Regions from separate parts of the Mus musculus genome. Here region 2 is linked to region 1. The links are chromatin contacts, found by POLR2A ChIA-PET in ENCODE. All regions are on one chromosome and are shown on one strand. Each heading gives the region's core, a stretch centred on a gene start or an enhancer-like site at or near the end of the contact. The rest is flanking DNA. Distances are from core to core; before and after follow the strand shown.

Region 1 (4,187 bases), core at 1,280-3,779:
TAGAAAATGTTTTTATTTCTGGATTTATCTAATGTTCTTTCGAGCAACATTGCTCACTGAAATGAATTCAAGGACTATTAAAGTTTAAAGTCAGACAGCTCTCTACCATCCATTCCCCTCCTAAGTACACCTGCAAACATGGTTAAGTTCCATTTGTGTTTCTACAGATTTTCTTCATGCTTACATCACAAAAAACATTTTTCAAAGAGGCAACATTTAATTAATGTTCAAACTCTACTGATCAGAATTTAATTTTTGAAAAAATAATTTTGCAGGTATAGAGCTCAGCTTCCGGTTATCTCAACAGATGTTAATCATAACTCGGGATTATTTAAGGAAAAGAAATGCTGATTCCCAAGGACACTGTTTTCCTCATCAGCACTGAAATGTCATCATGGTTTTATTTATCTGTTGCTTCCTTCTTGACATAGGAGGCATTACTGCAATCATAGCATCATGACGCCTAACAGATGATCCTGCCTTTGCTGATGGGTTAGTCTATGCTTATTTTGAAGTTTGAAAGCCTTGGGAGGTAGGGATGGAGGGAGAGAGGGAGAGAGAGAGAAGAGAGAGGGTCTGGAAGAGAGGGAGAGAGGAGAGAGAGAGAGAGAGATTGAGATTGAAGCTTCTGAAATTTGGCTACTTTGTCATTTGTCTTTCAAACTGAGTTTTTGGGCTTTGGTTTCAACCAAATATTTGCTCAATTGATCAGTTTTGATGATCATAAAAGATGATCCCATACTTAGGTGTGAGAAAATGAAAACTAACCTAATACCCAGCCCCAAAGCCCAAATTAGCACTGCAGTACATTCCTTTGTTTGTTTTTACATGATTGCAAAATTCAAAGCTTTAGTAACTTGTCCCCAATCTTTCTAATTAAAAAGACAGAAGAAATTATCTTTAAAAAAAACTGACAAGAAAAAGACTGACAAAGCAAAGATACTTCAATTTGCCTGCTTATATCATATTTTCTGTTTACAAGCACCTCAGCAATGTTTCCTTAGACTAAAGTGACATTAGACTGCCTAACCAGGAGAATTCTCAGGCAAATGTACAGACATTCTGACACACGTTTTTAAACCACTCACAGGCAGATACCTATAAGTCATTTTAAGTTCCACCTAAGTCTGGCAGAGTCTTCAAGAACTCTGTAAGATTCAAACCACGGTAAAAACTGATGTACCAGAATTCTCTAAAGAAGCTCAATAGGGCATCATTAACAGGTTGCCAATGACGCTTTTGTAGAAATCTGGACTTGAGACATACATACATAATATGCTACACTTTTGTTTTTAATTACCCCTCTTCCACAAAACCTTTAGAAAGGATGCTTCTTGGCACTACCTAACACCCAGGCAAATTCAGGACAGATTTAACCATGCAAGACCATCAAACACTACCTAAAACAGAAAGCCCAAATCGCACAGCCGCCCTACCCTCAGATCTAAACCCTCACTCAACAGTCAGGTATTCCAGACAACATGCTCAAGTCTGGTATCGCTCCTCTCCTCTCCTCCGGAGATCAGAGCTCCGGCGACACCAGCGCGTCCCCAAAGGTATCCTGGGGCAAAGAAAAGAAAACTGCAGAACAAGCCCACTGTGTCTCCAACTAGGCAACTGCCCCGATCAAGCGTCCAACGAAGAAGCACTGAGTTAAATCTCATCGAGAAAGAGAGAGAGACCAGATCGAGACCGTCAGATACCGAAAGCCACAAGCAGTGCCATGGGGTGGCTCCTGAAACCGGGTCTGGCACCCCTGGAGACCCAGAGACCGCTGAGCCGCGCCCACACGGCAAAATCACCCTCCTTGTCGCCCCGAAAAAGAATGGGGACCATCACGCACAGTTACCGCCCCCCTCTGGGCGAAGCAGAAACCCCAATACAAATGTTGGTCTCCCCATGCACGCTTCCCGCCCCCACCCACACCCACCCAGTCCGTTCCTTCCCGGGAGGGACACGGGCATCGTCTTATCACCCCATGGCGACCTTAAACAAACCCAAGTCTCTGGAACCCTGACATCCTCCTGCTTTACCCCAGGAATGCCAAGCGGACCCCTCTCCGCTCATAGGTCTCCCCGTGCCCTCCGGACAAGGCTAAACTGTATCCCAAGCCCCTCAACTGCACGGGATCGCCAGAAATGGTCTCCAAGTCCCAGAACCGCGCTATGCCAGCACCCGGGCTCTCAGGCAGGACACAGGACGCGCTCCCGCGACCCTAGAGACCCGGGACCGCCTGGGCAGCCACCCACCCCCACTCCAAAGCCAAAGAAGCCCCGAGACCCCAGCCCCCGCCGCGTCACCCAAGATCCCCGCACTCGGAACGCCGCGCATCCCCGGGAGCCGCCCCCGTCGCGAGCCCACTTGCCACGGCCGCCCCTCAGCCACGACACGACGAGCTCCCTCACCTGAGGCGCGTCGGCGGACGAGCGGCCCCCAGAGCCCTGAGGAAAACTGAAGCGAGCGGCAGAGACACGGCGGCCCAGGCCTGCGCTGCCGCAGCTCCAGCCTCTCGGCGAGGAAGCGCTCGTGTGAGGAGAGCCCGCCCGCTCGGCGCGCTACTGGGGAGCCGAGCCGCCGCCGTGCCCGCGGCTCTTCCCGCGAGATCCCAGCCACGGTAAGGGGCGAGGCCATGCCGGGGAGGAGAGGGCGGGACGGAGGCTCTTCGAATGGCAGCTCCGTCAGCCTGTTAGATTCGGTGTAGAAGGCGGGGTCACCAAGAGGAGGGGCCATATTAAGGGGAGGAGCTATGATGAGGGGGCGGAGAGTCCTCGAATGACAGTTCCAAAAAACCAATCAACGGTGGCAGCGCAGAAGGCGGGACTCGCATTCTCCTGTGACCAATTGCAAAAGAGTAGAGCTAATTCTCCCCGCCTATCATCAATAAATTGCGGGCGAAGGTGTTGCTGACCCGATGTCAGTTTGCTACCTGGGCAGTTGCAGAGGTACTTTAGATGACGTGGTTTGGGCAAAGTTTGGTCCTCTTCGGCCGCCGTAGAGACACTTAGCGGAGAAGCTGAACTAAATAGTGCTTAAACCGAAGAGCTGTCCGTGCGTTTTCACTGCTCTCTGAAGTGAACAGGGAGGTCCCATCTGCCAGCCTGAAGACTTACAGCCTCACTTTACTCACTTCGGTCTCCTCCTTTAGTGTAGCTTTCTCCCATTTCGGACTCTCTTCCGTTTTTATTTCAAACGGCGATGATATCGTCACGGGTGCTTTAAGCTCCAACCCAGTTTATCTGGTCCAACAAAGGACCTTTCTAATTCATTTGTGCGTTCTACTTAAAGTCTTCCACAAAGATGAAGAACGAAATCTCAAACGAGTGCTAACCTAACAAACCCGAGAACTTGTATCTTTACAGACCATAGGGCCCAGTAATGTTTAGCACAGGTAGGGTATAGAGCATTCAATAAATCTAAAAGGAAGGAATGGAAACTGTGGTGCTTATCTGTACTGGCTTCAGAAACTGGGCTTTCCTAGCCTTTCCCATTCCCCCCTCACATTTAAGTCCCTTCACTCATTATTATGCCTGCCCTGTAGCTTTCCTTCATCTTCCCCTAGTCTCCCTTGCCCAACACAAAAAGTAGCCTTACTCTTTCTCAAGGTTAACTCCTGCCCTTGTGCACTGGACCTCAGCCAGGCCCAGACTCAGTCAGCTCCCCCACCCCCACCCCCACCCCCATTATCAATTTTTTAGCCCCTTTATCCCCAGAACACACTCATTATCCCCTGTTATTTGAACAGAACACAACTACCCTGCCGGTTCTATCCACTCGAGCTGCCCTGTCCTGAGAATCCCACGTCTTGAGAAAATTAAAGTGTATTGTGGTCCCCACCTTCTCATCCCTTATTTCCCTGCTACAATACTGCGTTTGCCCACACAATCTGCTGCTCTCCCAACAGTTTCAAAAGACCTCTCTCCTACTAGACAAATGGTCTCTTTGGTGGGACTTTTTCCCCAATGGCTTCTCGGAGGTTCATTGACAACGCTCAGGATGTCTTCCTTTAGCACCTGCCTAACTGTGTTCTTTTCATTCTTTAGCTACTTTTTTTTTAAAGTCCCCTCTCCTAGTTTGAAAATGGTTGAATATTGATGACTCCTTATCTTATTGCACACCTTGTGCATAATAAGAAAAATGTCCACACACCACTGCACACTCTGAGAGCCACAAATTGGTTCAGACAAAAG
Region 2 (3,738 bases), core at 699-3,198, 210 kb before region 1:
CACAATACTATCACTGGGCCATATCAGTTTTGTCTGTGTAGCCCTGGGACTCACTTTGTAGACCAGGCTGGCCTCAAACTCAGAAATCCACCTGCCTCTGCCTCCCAAGTGCTGGGAAATGAAAGGCGTGCACTACCACCAGCTCAGTTAATTTCAATACAACCAAAACCATACATAATAAAACTTATGTTTTGTAGTTCAGGCTGGCTTTGAACCCACTCCCTAGCTTCTTCACTAAGGCAGAGGCAATGGGGTACCTGGCACTGTCAGCCCCAAGTCCTAAACTTTCTACATGAAGTTGTAGTTACACACCAAGCCTTGCTGCGTGACTGAATCCTTTAGGCTGCTGGTTTTACACCAGTGGACTGGTAGGTTCTCTGGCCCTTCTAGATGCTTCTGAGATCCTCAACAACTGTCAAGTTCTTCACACATGAACATCGGGAGACCCAGAGGTTATTTTGTTATTCTTGACAGTAAGAGTTAGCTCTCAGCCTGTCTGTCTGGCACTAAACAGGCTCTCTGAACAGTTGCTTGAAGGGGCTTCCTGGAGACAGACCCACCCATTCTCTACCCAGATCGTCTAGTTCTTTTGACCCAGGTCTTATTTATATAACTCATGGTGGCTTTGGTCAAGACCCTCCTTCCCTGACATTTTTTTGGGACCTGCTACCATCTCTGAAACTCCAAGAGCTTTGTGGCTTACAAGTGAGACCAGTCCACCTACAGGTTCAGCTCTTTATTAGCCAACTTAACAAAAGCAGTTTAGTCAAAAAGACCGAAGCCCATGTCATCTTCAGACTCCTCGGACTCTTCCTTCTTTGCCTCCACTTTCTTCTCCTCAGCTGGGGCGGCGGCAGTGGATGGAGCAGCACCACCAGCAGGCGCAGCTCCAGCTGCTGGAGCGGGCCCACCAGCCCCTACATTGCAGATGAGGCTCCCAATGTTGACATTGGCCAGAGCCTACAACAGAGACATAGAAAAGGCTTTTAGTTTTGTGCTGCAAGATTTAATGATTCAATTAAGCTCTTTTCACCCATGAGACCAAAGCAATGTTCAGGACTACAGGGAATCAATATACAACTGCCACCAGTTGATTGACCCCACTTGCCAGAAATAAAGCTGTTTGTATAAATAGAATGTAGCTATCCACTTTGCATGAATCTCACTGCTTCAAATGCCCAAACTTAAGAGGCAACAAAACTCATTCTCAAGCCATGGACCGTGAAGGCCTGACATAAAAGCCACATCAATAAGTACAAACTAAGATACAAAAATCAAGGCTGGTGGTGGAAATCGTACATTACCAAGTGTAACCCCAAAACTTACCTTGGCAAACAAGCCAGGCCAGAAAGGTTCGACGCTGACACCAGCTGCTTTAATGAGGGCATTGATCTTATCCTCCTGGAACACAAACGCCAACCCGTCAGAACGATCAGAATGCGGCTAAAACTCAGTCACTTATACAGAGTTAAGTTTCGTACTTGGGCTAAAGTCAACCTTAAAAAAGACAAGGCCAGGTTTGAAGGCTCAGCGGGCTGTGGGATTGTCCCGCAGGCCTGACGACCTGAGTTCGAGGCCTAAAACTTAGATAAAAACAGCCCACTCTAAACAGTAGGCCTAACATGCGCGCTCGGGACCGCCATTCACCTGTCTCGGGTTGGGCCGCGCGGGGAGGACAGAGCGCATACGCCTCACAGGCCTCCAAGTCACCGAATGCCTGAGAATGCGAAGTCCGGGCGGAGCCGGGTGTCCGCCGCACAAACACGTGGCCGGCCCGGGGTTATCCCGCACTTACCGTGACCGTCACCTCGTCGTCGTGCAGGATGAGGGCGGAGTAGATGCAAGCGAGCTCGGAGACGGAAGCCATGCTGTAGACTGCCGGCACGGTGCTAGTCGCCGGATGAAGTGAGGGCCTCACCCCAACGCGGCCTTAGCTTCCTCGGAAGGACCGAGCACCTTGGCGGCAGCTGAGGAAAAGATCATATACGCCTGCGCGCAGCTTCTTATGGGACCGCGCCGACCAATCGATGCCCGACTCGAGACGGAAGGGGCAGGGCCAAAACCGAGAGGAGGCGCGTCTGCAGAACGCAGTTCCGGATTTGCGCGTTCGACTTCCGGTGCGATTGGCCTTTGGGGCTTGCGAATATTACAAGTGCTCAACAGTAGAGATTAACAGGCTAAAGGGAGAGAGCTATCGGGGGAGACGTACTGCTTAAACTGACAGGCGCGTTCCCACGGCTTGGGTACACTGAAAAGTCGCTCTCCGCCTCAAGCCTTGCGGATCACGTGGTGGACTTCCCAACCCACCCTCACCCCGGGCGTGCGCGCCGTAGTAACTGTGTCTGTGATGAGGTTGATAAATACCACCCGGGACCCGGAGTTGCATATCAAATGCAATATATCGTGGTTAATGTTTAATTCATTACATTGAAAAAGCACAGAGGGGCGGAAGTTAAGCCATCTTGCAGCTCTCAGGTTTGGCTCCCGCACCCCGAAAAGTGCCAGGAAATCCAGTAACAGGGGCTCTGATCCTGACAGAGGTCAGCAGACACGCTCAAGTACACATAAAAGTAAACACTCTTTAAAGTGTCACGCGAGGTATGGTGAGGAAAAAACCCACAGAAGTAGGAGACCACGTGATAAAATTCGGCAACTAATTATATAGAACCCCTAGAAAACCAGGAGAGTAACTTTGATGCGCAGACATCAAAAGCAAGTATCAATAAACAAACGTTTTCCTTTGCCTCTCTTTTAGTGCATGGTACTTTGTCACAGCAATAGAAACCCCAAGTGCTCATATACACAATTAAATAAAAACACCCCTCAGGTTAGGGTACAGCTCGTGTGTGGTCAGCTTGTGTAGAGGTGACCTTGGTGCTAGAAACTTGCAACTAGAATGTAGTGCATACTAGATTAAGTGGTTTCTTTAAAGTTAATAAAATTCTAATCTCAGGACCACAAAGAAGCTATGAAACAGCAAAAGGAACCTAAGTAGAGCAATATAGTTTTCACAGATAAGAGCCTAAAACGGAGAATTTTCTCCAAGTAATATAGTTCCAATCAAAATTCTGTTCATGATCTCAGTGGAATTTGACATGGCCTTCAGTCTAAACACACACACACACACACACCCTGACAGGGTGTCATGTACCTCAGCTGGCCTTGAACTTGCTATGTGGTTGAAGATTACCTGGAATGTTGGATCTTCCTCCCCTGCCTGGGATTGATTTTAAGTATCCAGGTCATGCTGGGCTAGGGATTAACTCCAGGGCGGGTACACACTAAGCACTCCAGCCACTCAGCTACATCTCAGACCCCCTTAAGCTTACTTTGAGACATGCTCTTTTTTTTTTTTTTTTTTTTTTTTTCTTTCCGAGACAGGGTTTCTCTGTGTAGCCCTGGCTGTCCTGGAATTCACTATGTAGACCAGGCTGGCCTTGAACTCAGAAATCCACCTGCCTCTGCCTCCTAAGTGCTGGGATTAAAGGTGTGCGCCACCACCGCCCAGCTGAAACATACTCTTACTATACATTTCAAGCTGGTCTGAAAGACGTCCAGGCTGGCCTTGAATTTGTGGTAAATCCTTGTCTGAGCCTGCTGAGTGCTGGAATTAGAGGCTTACACTACCGCACCTAGCCCTAGGTGTCACTGGCAATGCAAATAGATTTGCAGGCTACAACAGAGAGCCCATGGGCACACCCTCATGCTACTGAGAATTCGATAATGTCAGCAGAGGTC

Evidence for each region. ChIA-PET counts read pairs that join two places held with the same protein, here RNA polymerase II (POLR2A).
Region 2: POLR2A ChIA-PET joins it to region 1 with 36 read pairs in embryonic stem cell. The contact joins the promoter of Rplp1 here to the promoter of Glce in region 1. POLR2A ChIA-PET finds 5 or more read pairs at or near these places in 4 of 5 experiments (Patski and embryonic stem cell).

The regions. Positions count from the first base shown.
Region 1 is chr9:62,120,080-62,124,266 of GRCm38, forward strand. Glce (glucuronyl C5-epimerase) reads right to left here and starts at 2,530. Exons shown (of 5, transcript NM_033320.5): 1 at 2,406-2,530. Mir5133 (microRNA 5133) reads right to left here and starts at 2,515; the gene lies at 2,439-2,515.
Region 2 is chr9:61,912,562-61,916,299 of GRCm38, forward strand. Rplp1 (ribosomal protein, large, P1) reads right to left here and starts at 1,949. Exons shown (of 3, transcript NM_018853.3): 1 at 1,796-1,949; 2 at 1,327-1,401; 3 at 722-960. The coding sequence starts at 1,867. The coding sequence ends at 763.